Regions from separate parts of the Homo sapiens genome. Here region 2 is linked to region 1. A link is an interaction called in ENCODE POLR2A ChIA-PET data of the cell type or tissue named here. Cell type or tissue: MCF 10A. All regions are shown on one strand. Links, peaks and the distances in the headings refer to the core of each region. The heading gives the core; the rest is flanking DNA. Region 1 overlaps SBF2 (SET binding factor 2). Region 2 holds the start of CAND1.11 (a long non-coding RNA gene).

Region 1 (6,386 bases), core at 1,944-4,443:
ACCCCAGTGACTCAGTTTGTCCAGTTCACTGGCTTCTTTTCCTCTTTGCAAATGGAACTCACCTAGACTCTTGTGATTTTAATTTGCATTTTCTAATGAAGAATGATGTCAACTTTTCATGTGCTTATTTGCATATCTTTGGTGAAATCAGTACAAATGTTTTGCCCATTTCAAAAATAAGCTGTTGGCCGGGCATAGTGGCTCATGCCTATAATTCCAGCACTTTGAGAGGCTGAGATGGGTGGATCACTTGAGGTCAGGAATTTGTGACCAGCCTGGCCAATATGGTGAAACACCATTTCTGCTAAAAATACAAAAATTAGCTGGGCGTGGTTGTGCACACTTGTAATCTGAGCTATTAGGGAGGCTGAGGCGAAAGGATTGCTTGAACCTGGGAGGCAGGGTTGCAGTGAGCCAAGATTTTGCCACTGCACTCCAGCCTCAGGGAAGGAGCAAGATTCCATCCTAAAGGAAAAAAAAAAGGTTGTTTTCTTATTATTGAATTTTAAGGTTTCTTTATGTGTTCTAGATAAATCCTTCAGCAAATATATGGTTTACACATATTTTCTCCCACTGTGTGATTGGTCTTTTCATTTGCTTAACAGGGATTTTTAAAAAGTATTTATTTATTTATTTAAATTATTATTATTTTTTTGAGATGGAGTCTCGCTCTGTTGCCCAGGCTGGAGTGCAGTGGCGCAGTCTCGGCTCACTGCAAGCTCCACCTCCCGGGTTCATGCCATTCTCCTGCCTCAGCCTCCCGAGTAGCTGGGACTACAGGCGCCTGCCACCACGCCCAGCTAATTTTTTTGTATTTTTAGTAGAGAAGGGGTTTCACTGTGTTAGCCAGGATGGTCTCTATCTCCTGACCTCGTGATCTGCCTGTCTCGGCTTCCCAAAGTGCTGGGATTACAGGCGTGAGCCACCGTGCCTGGCCAAAAAAAGTATTTATTATGTTTTTTAGAGGTGGGGTCTTGCTGTGTTGCCCAGGCTGGTCTTGAACTCCTGGGCTCAAGTGAACCCACCTTGGCCTCCCAAAATGCTGGGATTATAGGCTTCAGCCACCATACCCAGGATCAGCCTTGTAATATTTGTAGAATCTGTAGTGACGTCATCTTTCTCATTTCTTATATTGGTAATATGTGTCTTTTTTTTCTCAAGCAGTCTAGCTAGAGGTTTATCAATTTTATTGATATTCTCAAAGAACAGCTTTTGGTTTCATTAGTTTTCTTTATTGTTGGCCACAAGATTTTGGGGACCTAAAGGCAAGTGTGCTTCAAATAAATTTAGCCTTATTATATTATGTAGAATTGGGAATGATAGGTATTTCAGCTAATAAATTAATTCTATGTCAGCATTTCCCTAAGTATGGTGATGAATAGAGTTTTAGGCTTCTCTCAGGTATCATCTGGATTTTGTTGTTCAAAATAATTTTGTATTTATTTTGTTGCAGGTTAAAAAGTATACAGACTTAAAAGACTAAACTGCATGAAGCATTTTAGTTTTGTTTTTCCGTTATGGAGTGAAACTTGCCAACTTCACTTATTTATAAGAAGAGAATCTGAAATGGAATTTGGAGAAACATGAATTTATAGGGTCTTTTTTTTTGCCCATGTGCCATTAAGTACTTTGTAAAATTTAAAGGCCTATAAAAATAAGCTATGACTCAAACCCCTGGAAAGATCAACATTTTGGAAGTAAAGTTTAATACATTAAAACTGGATTCTGCTTTCAGAATTATAAATATTGAGCTACAAGAGACACTATACATCAACACGTGAAAACCTGGATATGGTTAAACAGACCCTAGGAGAGTGTATAGCTAATATTAATTTTTGTTATTTCACAAATTAAGATTTAACAAACATTGTGTGCTTTGTGTTACATCCTTCCATATTACATGGCCTTAAATATTAAGCTTTGATGCAAAATTGCCTTGTTATAAAACAGATTGGATTATGTTCATTTTTGCCAGTTTGCAGTTGAATAGGCAGCAGACAGCAGAAACTCTTGAATATACCAACAATCCATTAGCTACAGCTATTTTGCCAATATTACTGGATAAATTTTAGAATAACCAACCTGTGTGGGGGCAGCTTAGCTGCTCACATATGTGCTCACAAGGAAGGCTCATATCTTCAAAAGGCAAATAGCTTTTTTCTTTGGGGTAGGACCTAGCATAGTGCTGTCATAAGGTAACCATGAGGAGAATCACATAAAGCCAGACCAAAGTGAATCAATTTACAATTTGAATAAACTTTGAAATCACAGTAAAAAATACTGAAAAAGTTCTAAGATGCCCTCAAAGATTTACTCTAATGCCGAAATAAAGGGGATGCTTTCTTCACGTTTTCATTCATACTATTCATGTTTTCTCCTGATATTATATTTTAAAAAGAAAGTTTACATAAAAATTTAATCTTTGTATATTGGATTTTTTTTAATTTGGCTCAACTATTTTAAGAAAAGGGAGTCCTGTAATGATATCATTTGAGCTAAGCCAATTTCTTTTAGAAGCAAAAAATCTGCCAGATGTTGCTATTATGAAACAGTGAGCTAGCATTTATAATTCATTTGACACCTGGATATACTGGCGTAAACAATGGCTTTTTATATGATGAGGCAGTTCTAATTTAAGTTCAGTGCTTCATCTGTTTTCTTGTAACTTTATTAGTACTAATGGACAAGCCTAGGCATATGTCCATGGACTGCCTTTTGGCATTCAATGTTAGAAATGGTTAATAAGCAGGGAACACATTCCATCTGGGAAAGCTTCACTTGCTGCTGTGTAATTTTGAACCTGTTTTTTTGATGTTTCTGGGCCTAGTTCTGTTGTGTGTCCCTGAGAGACTGAGGGCAGCACTAATTCGAATTATCTGGTAAAAGCCAGAGTCATGTAAAGCACTAGTGTTCACTTGAAAGGCATTCAAAGAAGGCATTTTCTAATGCCTAAAACCAGTATGTCGAAGATGATGAAACACTACCTTATAATTAAGTCAGCAAGAGTCAGAAAAACTATTTGCTAACTATAGTCTTCTTAGATTCCTCTGTTTTTGAGTGAATAAACAATCCCTTTTCAGCACAAAATAATTTGCATCACCAAAGCTGATACCTCTGGTAGCCAAGCATGCTTTACTTACTGCAATTAAGGTCATATGCTTGCTTTGCTATGACTTGTCTGCACTTAGGTTATTATGTATGAGGTATTAAGTGAAAGGAGGATTCAGGCAAATTCTTAAAAATTTATGTTTTAATTTAAAAAATTTTAATTTGGCACAGCCAGATTTGAAGTCATACTGATAGGGTCTCTAGATCCTGAACAATATTACTTTTTACAGTTTGTGAAGCATTCACCTACAAATAATCGAACTTTAATTAAAAGTTAACTTCTGTTTTTGATTTCAGAATCAACTGGTTTATATAAAACATTTGAATTTTAACTCTTTACTTGAAAAAAAAAACAGATGAATCTTAAATTCAGCTGATTAGTAAATAAAACAAAACAGCAGAAATTAAGCATATACCCCAAATTGTTTTAATTAACTTAGCCTTTTGTAGTTTTAGCATCTATTGTATTCTAAAGATAATAGGAATGTAAGTTATGCTACATCTTAGTGTATGTTAAATTGCTTTAATCATACCACTTAAGGGGTACTCACAGAATACAGGTTACCTTCCAGCATCTAGACCTCTCCCACTCCTCCCCCCCAGCCCCATCCCCAATAATAAAATAGAAGAATTTCATTCCAAGTAAGGATTATTGTACTTGGGAGACAATGATGTTCCCATCTTTGAGGACAGTGTATCTTACATGAGAACCTCCTATCTCTTACTGATTGTGAGTGGATTATTTCGCTGACCCTAATGTTTAGGTGTGCAGAATTCTGCAAGTTGAACATAGAGATTTAACATATTAAGTAGTCCATTTAACTTAAGCCAGATTTGGCTGTACAAGCTCATTCCCCTGGAATCCTCCCACATTAAAGGAATTTTTAAGAGGTAAAAAACCCAAAAGGGAGTGGGGAGAATGGGAGGAAACACAGCACTGGGCCAAAGCAATTCAGCAAATTTTTGAAAGATGGAAAATAGAAGGAAGAATAGCAGTAAATGATAGAAGAGGAGAAGCTATACTGGGATTCCTGCCAGGAGGAAAATGATTTGAGAAGGTAACGATTTGCTGTGTAAACCCAGAAAGGCTCAGGGCACAGAGGCCCAAGTATTGAGTAATGCAGGGGTGAAATGGAGGCTATCGTGGGACTAGCTGGAAGTCTATGGAGGCAGGAAAGGACCCCAGGTCCTTTCCCACCCCATGTAGTCATATGATTACCCTTTTCAGAGCAACAGATCGGAGGTTTATTTTCTGAAAAACAAACAAACAAAAAAACAAACCTGATAAGCTCTAGACTTGGGAACACCAGACACAACTGGGTTAGTGGAAACACTGAAAATAGCATGGAAAAAACGAAAAGCCTGCATTACTGAACTGGGATTTCCCTGGACCTATTTCCTGCCCTGTTTCCATAAAGCAAGCAGCCAGACCTACAAGTACTTTCTGGGCCCCAGACAAATTCTTCTCCGTAGAAACAAGGTAGCTGCTGTTTTCTTTCTCTGGAACTCTAGTTTACTGAGATGTTGGACTTACTAATTAAAGATTATTATTTTTTCCTCCAGATTTATTGAAGTGTTATTTAAAAATAAAATTTCCCTACTTTAAGTGTATAGTTTTATTAGTTTTGGTCACTGTACACAGTTGTGTAACCATCACCACAATCATGATACAGAACAGTTTCCTGACGCTGAAAAGTTTGCTTATGCCCTTTGCATGATGATTGATCCCCTCCCTTGGTCACTGGTCCCAGGCAGTCACTGATCTGCTTTCAGTCACTATGGTTTTGCCCTTTTTAGAATGTCATATAAATAAACTTATGTAGTAGTCTTTTCTGCCTGGCTTCTTTCACTGAACATAGTGATCACAAGATTGGTCAGTCTTTGTAATATAAATATTTCATTCCCTTTGTGTGCTGAGTGGTATTCCACTGAATTAATATGCCAGAATTTGTTCATCTCTTCATCGGTTGATGGACATTTGGTTTGTTTTTCATGCTACCCCTTTATAGTCACACTCATTTCCTTCTCCCCCACTATCTTGAATCTGGCAACCAATAATTTATGATCTTGTCATTTTAAAATATTAGCTGGGCATGGTGGCTCACGCCTGTAATCCCAGTACTTTGGAAGGCCAAGGCAGATAGATCACCTGAGCTCAGGAGTTCAAGACTAGCCTGGACAACATGGCAAAACCCTGTCTCTACCAAAAATACAAAAAATTAACCAGCTGTGGTGGTGTGCACCTATGGTCCCAGCTACTTGGGAGGCCAAGGTGGGAAGACTGCGTGAGCCTGGGAGGCGGAGGTTGTAGTGAGCCGAGATCACACCACTACACTCCAACCTAGGTGACAGAGTGAGACTCTGTCTCAAAAAAAAAAAAAAATTATATACATGGAATCATACTCAGTTGGACCCTTTGAGATTGCCTTTTTTTTCTTTCAATATAATGTCCTTGAGATCCCTTCAAGGTGTTGCATGTGCCAGTAATTCCTTTTTACTGTTGAGTAGTCGTCCACGGTATGGATGTATCCCAGATTGTGTAGCCATTCACCTACTGTAGGACAGACATTTGGGTTCCCCCCAGTTATATTCAAATCGGATATGTGGAAGGGTAATTCTTTAGGAAATGTGGAGCCACTGAAGGTTTTTGTTTGTTTGCTTTGAAGACTTTTGTGGAGGGGAATAAAAGGATTGTATCTGAGCTTTTGGAAGATTATGCCAGCAATTCTACTTAGGATATTCTAGATTTTTTTTTTTTCCCCCAAGACGGAGCCTCGCTCTGTCTCCCAGGCTGCAGTGCAGTGGGGGCTTCTCAGCTCAATGCAACCTCCGCCTCCCGGGTTCAAGCGATTCTCCTGCTTCAGCCTCCCAAGTAGCTGGGACTACAGGCGTGCGCCCCCACGTCTGGCTGATTTTTTGTATTTTTAGTAGAGATGGGGTTTCACCATGTTGGCCAGGATGGTTTTGATCTCTTACCTCGTGATCCACCCACCTTGGCCTCCCAAAGTGCTGGGATTACAGGCGTGAGCCACCACGCCCGACCAGGATATTCTAGATGGTCTTGATGAAGGGTGGTAAGAGCATGAACAAGACTTGTGGTCTTTCAAATTCTCATATATTCATTGAGATTATCTATTTATTGTCTATTATATTCCAGAGACTGAAACTGTAATTGTGTTAGATACTAGGGATATGAAGACTAGTATGACATAGTCCCTGTTCCCAAGAATTCTCAGACTAAGTAGAGGGCAATAGTTACATACAAATAAACATACTTT
Region 2 (6,386 bases), core at 134-2,633, 510 kb after region 1:
GGTCTGCCCGGGCCTGAGCGCCCGCGGGCCGCTGGCTCATGGGCGAGGCTGTAGCGCCCCCTGCAGGCAGCTGAGACAGGCCCAGCGCCGCCAAGCAGTACGTGCGGTTTAATAAGTTCTCCTACGTGGGAGTCAGCACACAGCCTTAATGAAAGAGGAAAGAAAGAAAAAAAAAAAGAGAGAAAGAAACAGTTTGCAGATGCCAACCAGGGCCGTCCTCCTACACCCCCCAGACCTGCACCGCGGCTCCCTGTTCTGGGACAGTGACTCAGCGCCCACACGCTGCGCTGCGTGCAGCTGCCGGCTGGAGGCGGGCAGGACGGACGTGCCGGCGGAACCGTGAGCCTCCGACGGCCTGAGACCTTCATTGTTCCGCCTCCCCTAGCCGCTCACCTCTTCCTTCCTCCTTCCCAAGCCTTTTTTCATTTTTTTCTTCACTTTTCTCCAGCCTTCCTCTCTCTCTCTCCTTCCTTCCTCCTTGCTTTCTTTATATGCCTTATCTTCTGAGAAGGTTGACCCCAGTTCCGGCGATAGACGGACACTAAGCCCCCCTTGAGTGACTAGAAAGGCAGGGGACATAGGAACAGTTAGGACATAAGGGAAGAGTAAAGAGAGGGACCCCTGATTTTGATTTCAGGGTGCCCTGTTTGTCTCATCCAATATCCTGAAGACCCAAGATGGAGACCAGCTACTTGTCCCTTCCAAAAAGCTTCCCTGGCCTTAATGTCAGTGCTTGTAGGTGATCTCAGAAACCTCCCTGGTGAAGAAAACCTGAAGGTGAGTTTGGAGAATGGAAATGTTTCCAGGGTAGCCTACGGCCTTCTGGGGCTTTTGCACATTACAGGGTCCCCTCCGAGGGGCTAGGATGTTTAGTTTCTTGCAGAAGAGGACTGCATACCCACTGAGAGAGAGGGGCCCTACTCTGGGGTCCAGAGATACCTCATTCCAAAGCAGTTTCAATTTAGAAGAAAGTAAACTCGAGTACATAGAATTTCCTTAAGACCATACAAAACCTCAGTTTGGGCACCTGGCTGTTGACAATGCCAATCTCATATAGTTTATTGTCCTGTTTGATCTTAATAATTGTGTGAGGTGTGCCAGAATTGAGGAGGTTAGAAATGCAGCTACAGACCATTCTTGTCCTCAAGGGCCTTTCAGAAAAAGATTCACTTTGTGGGAACTCTGTGCCAGGCACTGAGAAGGTACCAGGCATGTATGAATGAAAGAGTGACTCAAGATTCCTGTCATGGAATTTCTGTGCCAGTGAGTGGGTTCTGGGTGGTCTGAAGGGGCTACAGAAACTGCAGAGAGCAGCAAACACTTAAGCCTCGCAGACAGTGGCGCAAGATTACTCCTTTCCTTGAGCCAAGGTTGTCCTGTAGCCACAAAGCACTCCAGCCAAACCTCACCTTGGCACAGCGTCAGCCAGCAAACAAAGCTGCCAAAGGCAGGTTGGGCACAAGCTTCGGGCGGTTGTGAGCAGGGAACAGGCGTCTAGCCTTGTGCTGAGGAAGTCTTATGACTTGAGGGAATCCAAGGCAAGTGAAGGAGATGGTTCAGCCCTAAGACAAAAGAGGCAGCTGCTCAGCTGGAGTCCTTCCCGCTGAGAATCCTGTGACTGGAGACATGTGCGAGGAGACAGAGACCCTCCTAAGACCAGTTTGGTATGAGTTCAGGATTAACCAAAGGTCACCATCAAACCCCGGGCTCTTCTCTTTGAGGTGCTGAAGCTTATCAGGATAGGGACTATTGATGCCAAGAACACATTGTTTATCAACAGTGATGAGTCATTTGTGAGCTGATTCGACCTGTCCACAGCTGAGGAGTAGTCACAGCTTTTATCTTTAGCTACTGTTGCTTGCTGTGGGAATGATACCATACATTTGTAATCAAACACGGGGTATCAGGCAATTTCTTGAAAAGCCAACACCTTGGCTGAACAGCCAAGGGTGAAGGGGAGTGATGGGGAGGAATGGAAACAGATTCCTTTTTTAGCACTTGCTTGGTGTCAGATATTCTCTTTGCCACTTTATACACCTTATCTCATTTAATTCTTACAACAGCCTTGTGAAGTAGGTGTTATCTGTTTATTGATAAGGAAACAACCTCAGAGACATAAAGTAACTCAGCCAAGGTTACACAGTGAATAATAAGCGGTGGAGCCTGGATTTGTACCCAAATGCTACAGGCTATTTTGATCCTCTAAAGGCATATGGAGTAAAGTGGGATAATTTTAACGTTTAGATTCTCCAGCCAAATGTCCCCAAATGTCCTCTAAAACAGGGATAGCTTGTATAGGTGATTCACACCTGTGGTTCTGAAAGATTTACATGAGGGCTGGTAGAATAGGGAAGGAGAGCTGCTTCAAGCAGTAAGCTCAATGAGTGCAAAATAAATAAATGAACTGAGTTTTAAATTCTTGGTCTTGGTTTGAAGAAGGGATTATAAATCAACCTTTTTCCTCTCCTGAGCTAAGCCACTGACCTCTTTGGTTTGAATTGCCAAATATAGTTAAAATATACACTGAAGCTTCAAGAGCTGGTTTCGGGGGGGAAGGCCTTCTGAGCTATTCCTGGCCAAATACAGCCCCACACTGTAGGTCTTAAGTCGCCTGGAAGAACACCTGTGTCTACAAAACTGCAAATAGAGTTTCCACCCTTGAGGTGGGATCTTTTGTCTTGGCAACTGCTGCTCAAGGCACCTTTTTAGAGGATGTTCTGAACTGACTCAGAGAGAGAGAGAGAGAGAGAGACAGAGAGAGAGAGAGAGAGAGAGAGAGAGAGAGCGCTATGACATAAGGCCCCTCCTTTCCCCAGCTGAGAAGGAGAAGGCCTTGTTATCCTGAGTCTCACAGAGGTTTCTGCCAAAGCCAGGCTGGAGGCTTGGTCTTCATGTGCATGGGAAGAAGGGTGAGGCTAGATAGCTATCTGGTGGTCCCACTGGTCTTGTTCCAGAGCTATTTTGGAACATTCTGGAAAAACAATAAAATGACTGTGGCCACACAGGCAGCTGAATTTAGTAGGTTTTTGTACATTTATCCAACATTAGGAAAGTAGTTTTGAGTATTAAGATACAATTTTAGAGCATAAAAAATGCATTTTACTTATTTACAATATTTATTCAGTGTAGAAGAAAAAGATTCACCTGCAATACTACTTTCAGAGATAACCACTATTAATATTTTAGACATTTTAATCTTTTATTTATTTATTTATTTTTTTAGAGACAGGGTTTTGCTCAGTTGCCCAGGCTGGAGTGCAGTGGTTTGATCAAGCTCACTGCCTCAGACTCCCAGGCCCAAGCAATCCTCCTGCCTCAGCCTCCTGAGTAGGGGTGACTATAGGCATGATGCCTGGCTAACTTCCTTTTAGACATTTTTATGTATTATACCTATACACACTTTAAAAAATTGAATTCAGTGGAGAGAGCTGAATTAAACCTACTCAGTTTAAGGCAAATTGTCATTACCAATCTGCGCAAGGCTTCTCTCTTTTTAAAATTATTTTATTTTTTCTTCTTTAATTTCCATATCCCTTCACATCTCCTTTATAGGAACCTCTTTAATGTGTTTGATATCTGTGCTTATTATAGTACGCAATCTTGTAAAATCTGCTGTGTTATTTCACAACTTTACATGTTTTTAACCTGCAAACACATTGTGTTAAAATATTTATTGTTTCCTAATCTCACTCAACACTTTAAAAAAATTATCCAGGTAGATTTGTTTCCTCTTACTGCTGAATATTACTTATTTTATGGATCTGCCACATTTTACTTTTCTTGTCTTTTAATGAGGGACACTTGGGTTGCCCCCAGTAACCCTCTGCCACAAACAATATGTAAATTAACCTTCCATTTCATGTCCTCTTATGGGTCTAAATGGAAATTTCTTGGAGATATATACCCAGAAATGGCATCATTTAGTTAAAAGGCTTCTACATACAGATTACGCTAAATTGTATGAGATTGCTTTCCAAAATGCCTGTACCAGTATTCATTTCCACCAGCAGTACCTGAGAGTTCTCATCTCCCCATGTCATTGCAATATTTGTATGTATGATGGTTAATTTCATATGTCAACTTGACTGGGCTAAGGGATGCCCAGATAGATGGTAAAAAATTATTTCTGGGTATGTCTGTGAGGATGTCTCCAGAGGAGATTAGCTTTGGAACCGGTAGACTGAGTAAAGAAGCTCTCTCACCAATGTGGACAGGCATTATCTAATCTGTTGAGACCTGGAATAGAACAAAAAAGGCAGGGGAAGGGCAAATTCTCCCTCTGTTTTCTTGTGCTGGGACATCCATCTTCTCCTGCCCTTGGACATCAGACCTCTTGGTTCTTGAGGTTTCCAACTTACACCAGTGGCCTCACTCCATACTGAGACTGGGAGTTATACCATCAGTTTCCCCGGTTTTCAGTCCTTTGGACTCGGACTGAATTACACCCCCAGTTTTCCTGGTTCTCCAGTTTGCAGACGGCATATCTTGAGACTTACCAGCATCCATAATTGCATAAGCCAGTTCCCATAATAAACAAACCAACAAATCTATACATATCCTACTGATTGTGTTTCTCTAGAAAACCCTGAGAAATATAGCATGGATTGTCTTCTGATGTTTGCCATGCTGATGGGTATAAAAGTAATATTGTTTTACTTTCCATTACTGGTTGCTGGTGAATTTTGGCATATCTTCATTTATTTATTGGTCATTTGAACTTTTCCTAGTGGGCTACACAATTAAAAAGAAGTGAGATCATATTTGTCCATGATCTGCTGATGTGTTTTTTTTTTTTTTTTACTTCTCAGTATATTTGGGCATCTTTTGATGCCAATAAATATATCTATGCAACATCATTTTAATATCCTGCACAGTATTTCATTTTATTAAAATGAAATGAAACAAATTATGAAACAAATCATAATTTGTTTAACCATTCTTTGCTGTTGGATGTTAAGGTTATTTTGGTTTTGGGGTGTGTGTGTGTGTGTGTGTGTGTGTGTTTCTCACTCTGTCCCAGGTTGGAGTGCAGTGGCACAATCATAGCTTACTGTAACCTGAATACCCGGGCCCGACCAATCCTTCTGACTCAGCCTCTTGAGTAGCTGGGACTACAGGTGTGCACCACCATGCCCAGCTAATTTTAAAAATATTTTGTAGACTGGGGTCTCACTATGTTGCCCAGGCTGGTCTTGAACTCCTGGCCTCAAGTGATCCTCCTGTCTTGGCCTCCCAAAGTGTTGGGATTACAGGCATGAGCCACTACTCCTGGCTGAGTGCTAAGATTTTCCCTCTGTGTTTTTACCATTAAAAATGGCCCCAATATAGCTGGGTGCTGTGGCTTGCACCTGTATTCCCAGCTACAAGGAGGCCGAGGTGGGAGGATCACTTGAAGCCAGGAGTTCGAGACCAGCTTGGGCAACATAGGGGGATCCCATCTCTAAACAATTTTTTAAAGCCCTCAATGAACATTTTTATGTGCATTCAACTCATCTTTGAGTAATTTAATGACTATTTTTTAGGATAAATTATTACAAATAAAATTATTGGGTCATTGGGTCTGTACTCTTTTTTGTTAAAGCATTTGAGCCAGATTGCCTTCTGGAAGGATCAATTTTTACTTCTACTAACAGTATAAAAAAGTCAATTTCTGGCCAGGTGCAGTGGCTCATGCCTGTAATCTCAGCACTGTGGGAGGCCAAGATGGGTGGATCACCTGAGGTCAGGAGTTCGAGACCAGCCTGACCAACATGGTGAAACCCCGTCTCTACTAAAAATACAAAAAATTAGCCGAGTGTGGTGGCAGGTGCCTGTAGTCTCAACTACTCAGGAGGCTGGGGCAGGAGAATCGCTTGAACCTGGGAGGCAGAGGTTGCAGTGAGCCACGATTGCGCCATTGCACTCCAGCCTGAGTGACAAGAGTGAAACTCTGTCTCAAAAAAAAAAAAAAAGTCAATTTCCTATTTCCTTTGAAACACTGAACATTATTCTTCTTTTCAATTAATAATATTATGTCATGTAATAGGTAAACATGGTGTTTCCTATTGCTCTTTAAAAAGTTTTATTCTTTTCTCATGTTTTTGAGACTGTATTTTATATCCTTAATAATTTAAAACATTTAGTTTATAGTTTCGTTCTAATAACTCTGCTACCTTTATCTGCTGACTCTTATTCATTGTGATGTATTTCTTCCTATTTCCTGTAATTTGGGGTTCCGAGCTCATCTTATTAAAGCTTAGTTGATGGTAATTCTGTGTGGACTGGGTTGAGTCCCTTCAGAGAGATTTATGTTTGCTTCTGCCAATTGTCCCAAGGTTATTACCCATCTGAGACCATTCTTTATATTAATTTCTTAATTTTATGTTTATGAACCACGCAAAAGTGCA

Evidence for each region. ChIA-PET counts read pairs that join two places held together with the same protein. Peaks named below come from ENCODE experiments on the same cell type or tissue, not always from the same donor. Only the 100,000 strongest peaks of a DNase experiment are listed, where the experiment ranks them.
Region 2: POLR2A ChIA-PET joins it to region 1 with 18 read pairs; 7 of 35 experiments call an interaction of 5 or more read pairs at or near these places.

What each region holds. Positions count from the first base shown.
Region 1 is chr11:9,799,770-9,806,155 of GRCh38, forward strand. All of the region lies in intron 32 of SBF2 (SET binding factor 2), which reads right to left. The region is part of intron 1 of SBF2-AS1 (SBF2 antisense RNA 1); the gene reads left to right. Among named protein-coding and RNA genes, the nearest start is that of LINC02709, 43 kb to the left of the region's middle. In MCF 10A, for the core only: no CTCF peak of the experiment used is centred there; no DNase peak of the experiment used is centred there.
Region 2 is chr11:10,307,897-10,314,282 of GRCh38, forward strand. CAND1.11 (a long non-coding RNA gene) reads left to right here and starts at 417. Exons shown (of 4, transcript NR_103765.1): 1 at 417-777. RefSeq lists an enhancer at 18-287. In MCF 10A, for the core only: no CTCF peak of the experiment used is centred there; a DNase peak (open chromatin) is centred at 1,425.